2 separate regions of the Homo sapiens genome follow, and region 1 is linked to region 2. Evidence: chromatin loops called from intact Hi-C (ENCODE). Cell type or tissue: heart left ventricle. All regions are shown on one strand.

Region 1 (5,000 bases), 160 kb before region 2:
TTTTGGTACTGTTCACAGAGCTTAGATGGGCTATTGAACCTCTCTGGATCCCCTTTCTCTCATCTGTGAAGTGGGGATAACAATTCCTACCATAGGGTTGGTATAAAGAGTAGATTAAATGACAGGTGAAGCATGCTCAGGACGCTGTCTGTTAGACAGTACATGTTCCATGAATGGTAGCCATGGTCAGCATGGAATGTCTTAGTCATCTCTGTATACAAGCATCTGTTTGGCACTCAGGAAACAAGGGACGCTTAATAAGTGTGTGAATGAATGCTTACATTAAGAGACGTTATTTCACTCCTCAATGAGACCTTGAAGGGGAGAGAATTAACATGCAAGACAGAGCATGGATGTAGAGACAGGAAGAAGGCATGCTCGGCTTCTTTTCGTCTGCATGAGCGTTGCCACGTTAAATTAACTTTGATCCTCCTTTTCTTCATCTGGAAAATGGGGTTAATAAACTTGCCTCACAGATAAACTGCATGGAAGGCCTGGCACACAGAGATGCTGGTAACCTATTGCTTGCCCTTTCCCTCTTTTCCATCTACTTCCTCCTCCCCTTGTCCTCCACAAACACACTGCCAGTTCCCTTTCTTTTCCTGGACTGGCTCCAGCAGTTTGAAAAGCTTATAGCACTTCGATTATTCTTGAAAGATACATCTACTTAAATAATCCTATAGTCCTGGCTTAATTATGTGTGAATCTTTATCTTGCTTGCTGAAGAGTATTATTTGCCTCCCTTTTGATCTTGAAATGCTTCTGTGTTCAGGGCTGGATGGTTCTGATAAAAGTCTCCCAAAGAGAACACAGAGAGTGTTTTTTATTTGCAAATCAAAAAAAAATTAAAAAGAAGATGACAAGGCCCAGTAACCAGTGTAAAGACAGTGGATGAGCAATTATGTCATATGTATGCATAGAATTTGGAACAGCCCAGAGAATGTGGTTAAATGTAATAGTGAAGTCAGTATGAATAACAGATTACAGAGGAATAGACTAGATCCATAGGAATGTATATTATTTAGTATCTGTCTTTTTTAACAAACTCATCCATTGTCCTCTGTAACATACAACTCATGTGAATAATTTTTCTTCCTGTCTGAAGTTCTCATCCCTTTTTATAGTTTTATTTTCTGAGGGAAAAAAATATTGTTCTTTATTAAGTTTTTATAACATTTTCTCTTGCCTTAGGATGCAAATTGATTTCTTTGCTGAGAGCACACCCTTAACAGCTTCTTCCTTTGGTAAAGCATCTGCTAAGCATCTGCTTTTAAAATGATGATAATTTCTGGTAGAGAAGAACTGCAGGCTCATTTCAACCCATTAAACAGTCCACAGTTTCATAATTTAACTTCAAGAAAAATGGAAGTTTCTCTTCTTAGGCATCTCTTTCTGCCACCTTCAGAGAACTCTACAGGAAGTATCCATGGGCCCTCAAAAAATGGCATGTCTGTGCATAAAAATAGCAGCATGGAGCAGGCATCAGCGTCAGAAGGAGAGTTGATGACACCTTCTGTGCTCCAGAGCTCCCAGGAGGCACCACACACAATTAATGCCCTGTGACACAGCTGCTGACCTCTTTCCACTCATTCCTTCCATTCTCTCATTTGTTCACATTCTTATTCTTATTGTATCAACCTCGATAGTTAATAGATATGCACTCTTTCTGTTTTTACTTCCTTTCATAAAAGCTTTATCGAATGACTGTTCAAGGCCTGGCATTGGGCCAAGTACTAAGGTTTTCTTCTTAGAATTAGTGTGGTTTTCCCACTGGACATTTTTTCCTTTGACTTTCACAGTAAGGTCTCCTAGAGTACTAAACTGCAGATCAAGTAGGGAGCTACTTTCATTAGCTGCTGTCTTGGCATCAAGAAACTGTTATTAATTCGTATATTCCTAACTGTGCTCTCACGTTATATAGATACAGAAACTGAGACCTAGAAAAGAGGAGAGTGATCCAAGGTCATACAACTACTTCATGGCAGTACCCAGGATAGGTCTTTCTCTCTTTATGGAACAAATATGGCTACCAATATCCATCAGCTTATTGAAATGTGGCAAATTGAATCATCTTTTCTCGCTCTCATTTTGTAATAATGGATTGACCCAGGTGTCAAGTTAACCCAGCCTCAAGGATCAGTCTCTATGCATCTGAAGAGCAGGTTTTCTCTCATACTCTGGTTGTCCATCCACCACCCCCTCAGCTAATCCTCAGAGCCCGATACTCTGGCCTGCCCCATCCACCCAGCTCTGGACAAGGCTCACTCTGCTGCTGGGCTGTGCCCTGAGCTCCAAGACCAAGCCCATCTGAGAGGATGCTGTGTCCACATGGTGGGTACCAGCTTGGACTCAGCAGAGGAGTAACTGCAAAGCACGTATTATGGGCTGAATTGTGCACCACCTCCCACCACCAAAATCCATGTGTTAAAATCCTAACCTCCAGTAACTCAGAATGTGACTGGATTTGGAAAGAAGAGTCTTTAAAGAGGTCATTAAATGAAAATGAGGTCACTGGGAAGAGCCCTAATCCAATATGGCTGACTAATGTCCTTATAAGAAGAGGAAATTTGGACACAGATATGTACAGAGGGAAGGCCATTTGAAGAGAGAGGGAAAAGACAGCTGTCTGTACAAGCCAAGGAGAGAGGTGTTGTAAGAAACCAAGCCCTGTCATTACCTTCTCAGATTCCTAGCCTCCAGAACTGTGAAAAAACAAATTTCTGTCATTTCAGGCACTTTAGTCTATGTTCCTCGGTTATGCAGCCCTAGCAGACCAGTAAGCAGCCAGATTTCATCAACTGGCCTGTCCCTGCCCCTCCTCACACCACCACCTCACAAGGCTACACAAATGCATCAGACTTTATTAGGGACTGCAGCAACTACAATACAGTAGAAAAACCTCTGTCTAAATTTGAGGGTTCCCGTGCTTCATGCTCCATATTCCAAGGGAGAATTATCCTCCAAGTTAAAACTCTCCACAGAAGGCCCTCTTGTGGCATACATGGGTTCCTAACTCCTTCCCTGCCTTCAAGTTTCTAGCTTCCTGAGTGCCTCCTTCCTCCATTCTTCTCAGTGAGTGTTGCCAGCGTACCTTTCTCAGAAATCCCAGTGTTTTACCCACAAGAATGCTTCTTGCCCAGGAACAAACCCCTCCTAAGCAGATTTTTTAAAATTCATGTCATTCTTAAATAATCCCCCCAAAAGGTTTTAGTAGGCTAGTTAGGGATGGCCATTGACATTCCAAGTCTAGCTAAACAAGGAGTGGTGATGGTGGTGGTGTGATGATGGTGGTGATGGTGGTGGTGTGATGGTGGTGGTGATGATGGTAGTGTGATGGTGTTGGTGATGGTGTTGGTGGTGGTGGTGGTGATGGTGGTGGTGGTGATGGTGGTAGTGGTGGTGGTGGTGATGGTGGTGGTGTGATGGTGGTGTGATGGTGGTGGTGGTGTGATAGTGGTGTGATGGTGGTGGTGATGGTGGTGGTGTGATAGTGGTGTTGGTGGTGGTGTGATGGTGTGATGGTGGTGGTGTGATGGTGGTGGTGGTGGTGATGGTGGTGGTGTGATGTGGTGGTGTGATGTGGTGGTGGTGGTGTGATGGTGGTGTGTGATGGTGGTTGGTGGTGTGATGGTGGTGTGATGGTGTAGTGATCGTGGTGGTGTGATGGTGGTGTGATCGTGGTGGTGGTGGTGGTGGTGTGATGGTGTGATGGTGGTGGGTGATGGTGCTGTGATGGTGTGATGGTGGTGGTGATGGTGGTGGTGTGATGGTGTTGGTGTTGGTGGTGGTGTGATGGTGGTGGTGATGGTGGTGGTGTGATGGTGGTAGTGATGGTGGTGGTGTGATGGTGGTGGTGGTGGTGTGATGGTGGTGGTGATGGTGGTGGTTTGATGGTGGTGGTGTGATGGTGGTGATTGTGGTGTGGTGGTTGTGATGGTGATGGTAGTGGCAGTGATGGTGATGGTGGTGGTGGTGGTGGAGGAGATGACAGTTGTGACTATAGTGGTGGCAGTGGTGATGATGGAGATGAGGGTGGTAGTGACGACTGTGATGGTGGAGATGGTGTTAATGGTGGTGGTGGTAGTAATGGTGGCATGCTTATGAGATGGGAGTGAGGTTTACTATTCCTAATTTTACAGAACTGTCCAGGTTAGTATGGGCCCTTAAGAATAATCCTTTCTGAGATCTTCCCACCAGTATAAATTGCAGATGTACCACTTAAATTTCCCTATTATCTGAAGAGTAAATATTGAATCTGATGCAGAAAAACAAACCTTTCAGAGCAAATATTAATTCTCAGAGCTAGTACATTCAAAACAGAGATTACAAGATGCCATGGGTCTGGGTAGGTCAGTAATTCAGAGAAGCAGCATGTGTGGGAGCGGTGGGGATGTGGACGGGGAGGAACAGTGGATTCTACCTGCCCCTTCTCCTAAAAAGGCACTGCCAGCAGCAGGTGTGGAAGCAGGTAGGCCCAGTATCAGCAGGAAGTCTTAATTTGTTTCCCAAAAAAAAAATCACATTTACATTCCACATCTCTCTATATTACATGTTGACAACTCCATCATTTTTTTTAAAACACTGTCAGCCAACGAACCCCTGTTTTGCAACAGTTGATAGAAAGGAAGACTTCTTACTTGCCTCATAATTTGTAATCCTCTCAGAATGAAGTAAGTAATTCACATATTTTGTGGGATGTAATTAGTTTCTTATCTTCCCTTCACCTCATGTCTTTAAAAATGTACCCATCTTTTAAAATGTGCATATAAAAATAAATAAGAAATGAGCCTATGGCTGAGTCTTAAGAGACTCTGTTGACATTGGAAATTACCACATATGAAGACTTGGTTGGGATCTCAGCTGAACATTGTCCGCACAGGCATTTCTATCTGAGCCAAGGAACGGAAGGGTGCTGTGGATCTTTGGGGTACCTCAAGTTGTGTGAGCATGTCATCTGGCAGTAGCTCTTCACTTTTTAACTTTGCTTTTCTGTGCTCCTG
Region 2 (5,000 bases):
ATCTTTTTACAAAAACTTAGATAAATTGCACTCTCACCACCAATTTTTCATAATAGACTGAGGACACCAGTTTGTAGCCACAGAGTTAAAAACAGCAGGTGGACTGTGCCAGAAAAAGATACTCCCCAAAGTCACATTTGATGATTTATTACTTACATTAAAATACAAATATGGAAATTATCCAGGAGTTGCCATAGAGCAAGTATTCTGGTATGATTTACAATATCTACTCATTCAATTTTGTGGAACCGAATAAAATGACAAAGATGATAGCATAAGATTACACGTGAGGCTGAGTGCGGTGGCCCACACCTGTAATCCCAGCACTTTGAGAGGCCGAGGCAGGCAGATCACACGGTCAGGAGATCAAGACCATCCTGGCCAACCTGGTGAAACCCTGTCTCTACTGAAAATAGAAAAAATTAGCTGGGCATGGTGGCGCTTGCCTGTAATCCCAGCTACTCGGGAGGCTGAGGCAGGAGAATCCCTTGAACCAGGGAGTTGGATGTTGCAGTGAGCCGAGATCATGCCACTGCACTCCAGCCTGGTGACACAGTGAGACTCCATCTAAAAAAAAAGAAGAAGAAAGAAAGATTACACTTGAAAGCTCTCAGAGAACATAAACATTTGTCTTCAGTCTTTTTACATTTGCACATTTGCATGACAGAGCAAAGTATGTATGTTCTAACTGTGTATGATGTGGCTAACCATTCTGCAGTGGACAGAGTAGCCTTGTAAAATAAGCCATAGCAGTTCTCTCTGCTCTCCAGACCCAAACCCAGAGGGGCCAGACCATTCTCTCCAGGGTACCTGAGTGGTACATGACAAAGCCTGAATTTGATTCAGCATTCCAAAATTCCCACACCTCTGTGTGCTTCTTAAAGCCCCCTGACTTCTAGATACACATGTTTATGTGGCATGACCTACGAAATTTTATGCAGGATGAAGAACATGGAGCTACAAAGGCAGAAATGAGAGTCCCTAAGAATTCAGTTGTCTGTACTGAAGCATAGAGAAATACGTGACGTGTGAGAATGAGAGATGCTCTGATAATCCCGAATAGGTCTATTATGAGTTAAACACGTTTCACAAGGACTGCTTCAGTCTATTTCTGTGAATTCATTTTCTCTGTACCTCCTTGGCTGTTTGTGACCTGGAAGCTCTGTATTGTCCTGTCATTTCCTTTCCTTTTCTTTTTCTTTTCTTTCCTGACAAGTATCTGTTCTCTGCACAGAACTATGAATGCCAACAGACTAGTGTTAGTTGCATGACTCAGACGCTGGCCTCCACAAGGTCCTCTTGCTGGGTCATAGACATAGGCCAGAAAAGAAGCTTTTATTTCACAATTTTTGGCTGTGAATCCCTTCATGACCAAATGTACACTTGTCTAGACAAGGGTGCAGCCCTCATTCCCTGGATCCCAAAGCCACCTTGCATTTCTGAGAAATGTAGAACAAGGTGGACGACACAGGGGATTCAAAGACATGTTTTCTTTGCAGCAGTTGAGCCTGGGGCTCCATGGAGGGCCAATCCCTGCTCTGCAGCTCTCTGCCAGCAAGGATCCTCCATAGCACATGCTTTCTTCCTGTGTGTGATGTCTCCTGGGATTAGCCTCCCGGGCGCAGTGATGCCCTTGCTACACCAATGCACTCACAGCAGCAGGCTGGTCTCTGTTGTCGCACCCCAAACCATGGCTGGGAGCATTCATGAGGGCCAGGTGTCACAAACGATCCAGATATTCTAAGCAAATGGCCAAGCCCTGAGCACCTTGGAAGATAACCTTTACCTAAACCATGAGCATCATCCTAAAGGCCTATTTTAAGAATATGCTAGTGTTTAATATAGAGCAGCTTTTAAATCTTAAATGTAGACAAAGCTGAGAACTAGGAAATTTTTCATTTCTACCAGGCCTCTTTCTTTCCCCTGTGGAGCACTCATATAAATGTATTCAAGGAACATATATGTATTTGTGTGATTATTTGATTAATGGCCACCTACCCTACAGACTGTCAGCCACATGAGGGCAGAGATGATAACTCTATTCACTCAGATGATCTCCTTGGCACTTAGTACACTGCTTACCGTATAGTAGATGTTCAATAAATGCTAATGAGTTCCCGGAATTCATTCCTGTGGTGGTAATGACTAAGAAGGGTGCAGAGAATAAACAGACCCCTAAACCAGATATTGCTGGGAATTTTAAAAGGTAAAGACCCAAGGAGTAGAAACATTCTTAAATATAATTGTGGATATATGAAGGTGTGCCCATATTACTAATCACAAGATTTGTGAAATATAAGGCATGCATTTTCATGGCAGGTAAGGGGGAGGCACAGTGGTTAAAAATCAAACCACAACAGATTTATGAGTAGAGCAAAAGTCATGTCCACATTCCAGCTTTCTTGTGAAGCCCCCGGGCCGGCCAGGAGCAGGGTGTAGGGAACATATTCCCAGTTGCATGTTGAAAAGTGCTGCACTGTTCCTTCCCCACGCAGATTGTGGATGGCAAGCTGTGGTTCCAGCTGGACTGCGGCAGCGGCCCTGGAATCTTGGGCATCTCGGGCCGTGCTGTCAACGACGGGAGCTGGCACTCGGTCTTCCTGGAGCTCAACCGCAATTTCACGAGCCTGTCCCTGGATGACAGCTACGTGGAGCGGCGCCGGGCGCCCCTCTACTTCCAGACGCTGAGCACTGAGAGTAGCATCTACTTCGGCGCCCTGGTGCAAGCGGATAACATCCGCAGCCTGACTGACACGCGGGTCACGCAGGTGCTCAGCGGCTTCCAGGGCTGCCTGGACTCGGTGATACTGAATAACAATGAGCTGCCGCTGCAGAACAAGCGCAGCAGCTTCGCGGAGGTGGTGGGCCTGACGGAGCTGAAGCTGGGCTGCGTGCTCTATCCCGACGCCTGCAAGCGCAGCCCGTGCCAGCACGGGGGCAGCTGCACTGGCCTGCCATCGGGGGGTGAGTGTGGCTACGCAGTGGGCACTGGCCTGGGGGTTTGAGGGGAGAGTGAATGAACTGCAGGGGGATCCCTGCCCTCCCAACGCAAGGACTCTACTAGAGAGGAGTATTCACACCCAAGATGCTCGCCAACCTTCTTAATCTGCTTTAGGGAAGTCTCAGCTCTTGACAATTACAGGAGTGTCCAGTTTTGCCAATCGTTTGCAGCTTCCCATAGGTGCAGTGCAGTGGCACAGGGGCCCAGAGAGGCCATCAACTCTGCCCACTCCCCTGTCCAACCCCTGGCCTTTCAAGCCAGAGGAGGTTGGGCGAATGGAACCCCCTTTTAAATATGCCCTCATGAGCCACCTGCATGTCACTGCAGAATGATAGTAGCACTATGAGTTATGATGCCCATGCACATGAAATTGCTGACCAGACGTAGACATAAAACCTTACTAGAAGCTAAGACTTACAACCTTACTAGAAGCTAAAGCTTACTAGAAGCTGTCCCCCAGGAATAGGAGATCTTGGAACATACTTTTGCAATGTGTATATTAAAAATAAGTCTAGTTACAGCTTTACAAAGGAGTAGAAAGTCAAGAATAAGGAGAAGGGAATTTACTAAAATCTCAGGACAAATAAGCAGGCAATGAAGGCATGATCTTTACTCTAATATTTTTTTCCCACAAGGTACATCATGAAAGAGGAGAGTAGGCATTAAAAAAAAGCAAAAGATTTATAGAGAGTTTCTTTTGTTTGAGGGGAAAGCCAAGATTATTTAAGTCCTAGGAGTCTAGAGATAAAAGAATCCCTGACTTTACCAAGATGCAGTGTCTGTGTTAATGTAAACTAGGTCAGACATGCTCCCGGTTGAAGGCTTGCCACCTCGCAACAGCCCAACCACTGATTCCACTTCAGTCCCTTTGCAGAGTCGCTCAGCAGTCGTGTCATTAGGAAATTTAAACCTTCCTCACAAATCACTTAGAGATTCTGCTGTGCACATTACCATCTAATGTTCGTGAAATCCAACTCCAAATTTAGAGTCCATTTTATTATTAGAATGTTATAAACTGTCCATGAAATGATGCACTATCGAAATACAGACACCAAAGTTGTTTAGACTTGCATATGTTACTACCACAATGAGGGCCAAGTACCCTGGGGGGAAATTTCTGTCGTCTCGATTTAAGAAATCTATTTGCTGTTTTTACTGTCTCAGCAGTGTATGTAAATAAAGGGTTGTTATGGTGCCATAATTCCCAAATGATGGGCAGTAACTATACTTCAGTGGTTCTATAAACCAGCCCATTATGACAAGTCATGGCTAGTTTTTCACCAGGCAAAACAATTCTGCTAGTGTGAGCCATCTACGATATATAAAAGGAGCATATAATTAAATTGGGTTGAAATAGAACACCACTCCATGTCAAATGCTGGGTACATAGCCACAAATTGTAACATACTTTTAACGATGGCAGGACGTTGTTTTTGCTGGCAGGGCTATGGGCTTCCACAATGGATTATCTTTAAAATAATAATAATAATCACTGTATGAGGGAAAGAGACTAGGGAATCTTGCTTTGCAGTGTGCATTTTAATTTTTAAAAAAATTTCATGAAATCCTTAAGCTAAGTATTCAGTGGAACTATGTTAATTAAATGGCTACGACCCACATGGGGAATAGCAATTTTCTCTATTTTTAAATCTCTTCATTTAACCATATTTCAGCACTGATGACCCACTTGCCATATACTTTTCATATAACCTAGAGAACTTGTCTTGCCCTCCCTAGGGCCCCAGCCTTGCCTATAGAGCACACTCTCCAATCTACCTCTTTGTCTTCCTGTTCCCTTCTTCCTTCTGTGATTGGGCATTGGATCAGGATTCTACAACAGGTATTCTTTCTTCCAAGGAGAAATAGCCTCTTATCAGTTCAAGTTTCTCTTTTGTCTGGGGGGACTTACGTTTTCCTAAAATGAAGATGGTATCTTTCCTCACCTTCATCTACACAGTTCCCTTCTCACAGGCCTACTACCTCTGTTCTCTGTTCCGTT

The links. A loop is a pair of places that touch in the nucleus more often than their neighbours do. Peaks named below come from ENCODE experiments on the same cell type or tissue, not always from the same donor. Only the 100,000 strongest peaks of a DNase experiment are listed, where the experiment ranks them.
Region 1: a loop joins it to region 2, with 2.0 times the contacts of the local background. A loop is called at or near these places in 1 of 110 quality-filtered maps.

The regions. Positions count from the first base shown.
Region 1 is chr11:92,702,028-92,707,027 of GRCh38, forward strand. All of the region lies in intron 4 of FAT3 (FAT atypical cadherin 3), which reads left to right. Among named protein-coding and RNA genes, the nearest start is that of LINC02746, 210 kb to the right of the region's middle. In heart left ventricle, no CTCF peak of the experiment used is centred here; no DNase peak of the experiment used is centred here; H3K27ac peaks cover 372 bases.
Region 2 is chr11:92,864,246-92,869,245 of GRCh38, forward strand. It overlaps FAT3 (FAT atypical cadherin 3), which reads left to right. Exons shown (of 28, transcript NM_001367949.2): 22 at 2,496-2,964. Among named protein-coding and RNA genes, the nearest start is that of LINC02746, 49 kb to the right of the region's middle. In heart left ventricle, no CTCF peak of the experiment used is centred here; a DNase peak (open chromatin) is centred at 2,636.